Regions from separate parts of the Homo sapiens genome. Here region 2 is linked to region 1. A link is a loop called in an ENCODE intact Hi-C map of the cell type or tissue named here. Cell type or tissue: OCI-LY7. All regions are shown on one strand.

Region 1 (2,500 bases):
AAGGAGACAGGTGTCCTGTGTGCCCACTTGAGAACAGTCCTCACTGCGATGGAGAAGATGGGGATGAGGCAAGTGATTTTTTTTTCCCCCAAAGTGCATCCAATTGCCCTGGCTCTTCTGTAAAAAGTTCACCTTGAACACTAAATTTCAAAAGTAGTAAAAACATTTAAAAAAGTAACAACTGCGAACACTTTAACACACCAGGCATTGAGAGCTTTATGTGTATATCCCATTCAATCCTCACAATCTGAAGAGCTAGGTACTCCCGTTATCCTTATTTTACAGATTAAAACCTGAGATACAGAATGGTTAAGGAAACTGCTCAAGGTCACACAGTTAGAGGAAAAGTCAGGATTCAAATTCAGGCAGGCTGGCTCCACAGCTAACACATGAACTCACATATTCCCCATAAAACAGTCTCCCCAAGAAGACACTATATTAGAAAGTGAACATGTGCAAAGAAAAGACCAAAGTGACTTATTCTGAACTATGTAGGAGTCAAAACATGAAGAAGAAAACAAAAAAGACCATCTGCTCCGATGGCTCTATGACTCCGAATAAACTCTTTCTGCAACATTTGCTAAGCATACATTTCCTAAGCACCTCTATCTCCAGGTACCATGTTAAGCTGAGAGGTACTAAAGTGTGTGAGAAACAGACTCTGAGAAACCCAGTCTAGTGTTGTTGCTCATATGGTGCCTCTATTCTGGAGATCCTAGAGAGCTATACCCTCACTGGCATTTGCTTTGGCCTCTTCAGACATTAAAAAACAGCTTTACCTAAAGAACACACCTGGGGGGTCAGGGCACACTGTGGGAGGAGCGCCCTTAGTGCAGTTCCCAGGTCCATGGAAAACAATCACCAGGAAGTGCTTTGAACGAAAATGAGTTGATGAACCCTCAAGCTAACACTCAGGCCTCCCTACGCCATTGCTGCTGGCCATTTTGGGGCTTCTGCCGGCACTGTGTACTGCCCAGAGAGTGGAATGAGCCCAATTAAAAAGTCACATGTGTTCCCTGGCTTTAAAAGTGACACACTGGTTTTCTGTCACTATCTCTTGGAATCACTGATGCTGGAGCTGTGAGGGATAACTAGAGATCATTTAATTCAACCTCCTTTATTTAATGGATCAGAAAAGCAGGGCCCCCAAAAGGTTAAGTGGCTTGCCCAAGGACAAAGAGCCAGAGAGTGGCAGAACCAGGATAGGACCCAGGTCTGGGCACTCTCAATGGAAATTTTTTTTGATGACCCCATACTGCTGTCCATGGAATGGATGCAGTACTCTGAAATCAGTAAATTCAATCAAGTCAAATGTATGTTTTGAAAAAAGTCAAGAATGAAGAAATAGAGTTTGAAGAACATTCAACATTCATGAGGTGTGCCCATTTCAGGTCACTGGAGACATTTCTCTGGTGCAAAGGTTTTCCTAATAAAGGGTTTCATTGGCCAGTTGGATCGAGACATGAACACACTGATATTTTGCTTCTAGCAATACCTTAAACCCCCAGTTAGGCAAGTATAAAAAACGGCAATGGCCTTGAGAGTGCAGCATGGTTTATACATGGCATACACATCTTTGAGGATTTGGAGAAATCTACAAGGGATCCAATGCTTTTCCACCTATTGACATTTACAAAGCAGTTTAAATCATGCATGAGAGGCCTCAGGCACATGCAGTTCACAAAACATAACTCTGAGCTCCCAGGGAATTTAAGCTGACCAACACTCTTTATTAGAACCGACAGTGAAAGACAGCTATTGCGAAATTCGTACCAGAAATGCAATACCAAGATGACAGCCTTAATGCCAGTGGATATATTATGTAGATTACCTGACTCAAATCTTTCTTGTTAAATAAGTTTCATGCATTCTTTTTTTCTCCTCAAGAATATCCTTCTGGCTTCACTGGAGGAGTATTCCTTAAGTTCCTTGATCATTCATCTGTTTTTCAATATTTTGGACATGCTAACTTAGCATGAAAGATCAGATAGAGATATTTAAACAGTGGGAAACAGTTAAACCTTTAAATGAACAACAGACCTGAACCACAGATTAAATATTTCAATGCTATTTTTTTGTATAATGTTCCAATATTTAATAGTTTTTAAAAAGAAACATTTTCCTAAGGCCGATCCATTCCAGATACTCAATTCCCATGTAATCTAAGATTATACACATATAAAAATGTAATTATACATTAAAGATACTTTCATCTGCATGCTTTTACAGGACAGGAATTTCAAGGAAATAAGTTCCCAGTAGAAGCTGGCCAGGGACAAAAGACAAGAAATACACCTTTCCTCTCCCATCTTCATAGAAATTGAAATACAATGTAAATGTTTTAAATTCTGCTTGACTAGGAGACAGAAGGAAGAGGTCAACATGACTAAGACCAGAAAAGGAAGTCTGTTGGTAATTTGGCACTGGTGACAATTGGCCAAAGGCAAATTTGGCAGAGGCTGAATTAGAGTGAAAGTGCTATTATTTGGAGGTTTCTTGG
Region 2 (2,500 bases), 340 kb after region 1:
CAGTAGGCCAGTCAGAAAATTAATAGGCAGATCCAGGAACTGAAAGAGGGCATTGATGCGATCCTACTTATCTCTGATGGCCTGGAAAGCTGTGCATATGCACAAAGCTGCACACTTGCTCAGAGAGCCTGCAGAAAGCCTTAGTAAGCTACTTATTTCTGCTGAGCATGAGGCCTTACAACACAAAAATTAAGATTTGGGCCAGACTGGTAAATAGGCTGACTGCTGATTCATTCCCCAAATCATTTATGGATCCATCATAAAAGCAGAAGGCAGTGATTTAGGGGTTCTAAGTGTTTAGATACAATCTCTAGCCAATCTTTAACTGAGCACTCAACTATTTTGATTTCAGGGGTGGTCCCTAGAAAGCTAGGCTTATATAAGTGGTAAGGGTGGTGGCAAACTCAATGGAGTAGAGACAACAGCAGCCACACATTATGAGGGAAACATGCTGCACAGAACCATTCCAGTAAGAAACTAAAGTAATAAACCCAAAACAAGCAAAAACAAAAAACAAAAAAGAAACAACCATTAACTCTAGGTATGTGTGAGGGAAGAGATGGGGAAATCAGATTATACAGTTGCTACAATATATTATCTAAAATGTTCAGTTTTCAGCAAAAATATTAGGCATGCAAAAAATTAAAATTTTACCATTCCAAAAGGAAAAAAAAGTCAATAGATACTATCTCTGAGGGAGCCTACATGATGGACTCAACAGAAAAAGACTTCAAATCAGCTGTTATAAACACATTCAAAGATCCCCTTCCGAAAAAGTTTGGAGATTTAATGGGAAGCATGATGTCATAATTCATCAAATAGAGAATAGCAATAAAAGGGTAGAAATTCTTAAATAGAACCAATTGGACATTCTGAAATCTGAAAGTACAGTAACAAATAAAAAATTCACTAGAGAACCTCACCAGGAGATTTGAACGGCAGAAGAAAGAATCAGTGCATTTCAACACAGATTGATCCAGGTTGTAAATCTGAAGAACAGGGGGAAAAAATGAAGAAAATAAACAGAACATAACAGACCTGTAGCACACCTCAAATATAACAAACACACACATAATGGAGATTCCAAGAAGAGGAGAAAAAGGTTCTGAAAAAGTATTTGAAGAAATAATGGTAAAAACCTCCCCCAATTTAATGAAAAACATTAATCTAAACTTCCAAAATTATCAAATAATTCTAAGTAGGATAAACACAAAGAGATCCACATCTACACATTTCATATATAACTGTTGAAAGGCAAAGAAAAAGAGGAGATCTAGAAAGTATCAAGGGTAAAAATGACTCACTATGTACAAGGCACCCAAAATAAGATGAACAGCCAACTTCCAATCAGAAATAATGGAAGGCAGAAGACAGTGGGAGGATGTCTTCAAGTGCTCAAAGAAACAAATAGATGTCAACCAAAATTTCTGTATCTAGCAAAAATATTCCTCAAAATGAAGGCAAAATTAAGAAATCCCCTATTAAAGACTGAAAGAATTCACTGTTAGCACACCTGCTTTACAAAACATAAAGTTCATTAGGATTAAACAAAATGACAACAGACCTTAATTCAAATCCACATGAAGAAAAATAAACATTGTTAAAGGTAACTATGTAGGTAACTATAGGAGGCTATATAATTTTTGTCTTTTCTTGTCTCTAACGATTTAAAAAAGAGCTACATAAATCAGTACTTGTAAAATTGTGTTGTAGGACATATAATATAGAAAGATTAATATATATAATAATAGTAGCACAAAGAAAGAGAGAAAGAATATAGTTATGTGTGCCAAAGAAATGCTACCAAGCCATAAATCAATTCCACATTTAAAAAATGAAGAGTAATGGAAACAGTAAGCATATAGGTTTTTATATGTTGAAAGAAATCATACATACATTTTTCTATTTTCTTGTCTTTGTCTTAACTTCTTTAAGCATAGGTTATACAAAGCAATAATTACAATACTGCATTGTTGGGTATATAAGATATATAGATGTATGTGATAATAATAGCTATAAAAGATGGTGACATGGATCTATAGTGAAGCAAAGTTTGTGCATACTACTGCACAGACTTTAATACAAAGTCATTATTAAACTGACAAAGTTTAATACAAAGTCAGTATTAAACTAAAATAGACTGTGTTAAGGTAGAATGCATGTATAAACCCTAACCCATTCAGAAAAAAATATTTTCATAGAGCAAAAATGAACTAAGTAATAAAAATGATACACTAAAACACACCTATTTAGTTACAAAAGAAGCAGTAAAGGAAAATCAACTGAACAAAAAAAGATGAAAATCAAAATGGAGACATAAATCCAATCAAATCAATAATAATATTAACTATAAATAAATTTAAAATTCAAAAAAAAGAGATTGTTAGACTGGATTTTTTTCAAAAGAGACCCAATGATATGCTTTCTAAAAGCGATACATTTTACATACAAATGCAAAAATAAGTTTAAAAAAGATTGAAAAACAGTATGTGAACAATAA

What was found. Hi-C counts contacts between places; a loop is a spot of excess contacts. Peaks named below come from ENCODE experiments on the same cell type or tissue, not always from the same donor. Only the 100,000 strongest peaks of a DNase experiment are listed, where the experiment ranks them.
Region 2: a loop joins it to region 1, with 4 times the contacts of the local background. A loop is called at or near these places in 1 of 110 quality-filtered maps.

The regions. Positions count from the first base shown.
Region 1 is chr7:70,566,122-70,568,621 of GRCh38, reverse strand. The region is part of intron 5 of AUTS2 (activator of transcription and developmental regulator AUTS2); the gene reads right to left. LOC124901669 (a long non-coding RNA gene) reads right to left here. Exons shown (of 2, transcript XR_007060376.1): 1 at 1-2,500. Among named protein-coding and RNA genes, the nearest start is that of GALNT17, 560 kb to the left of the region's middle. In OCI-LY7, no CTCF peak of the experiment used is centred here; no DNase peak of the experiment used is centred here.
Region 2 is chr7:70,228,266-70,230,765 of GRCh38, reverse strand. The region is part of intron 4 of AUTS2 (activator of transcription and developmental regulator AUTS2); the gene reads right to left. Among named protein-coding and RNA genes, the nearest start is that of AUTS2, 630 kb to the right of the region's middle. In OCI-LY7, no CTCF peak of the experiment used is centred here; a DNase peak (open chromatin) is centred at 1,345.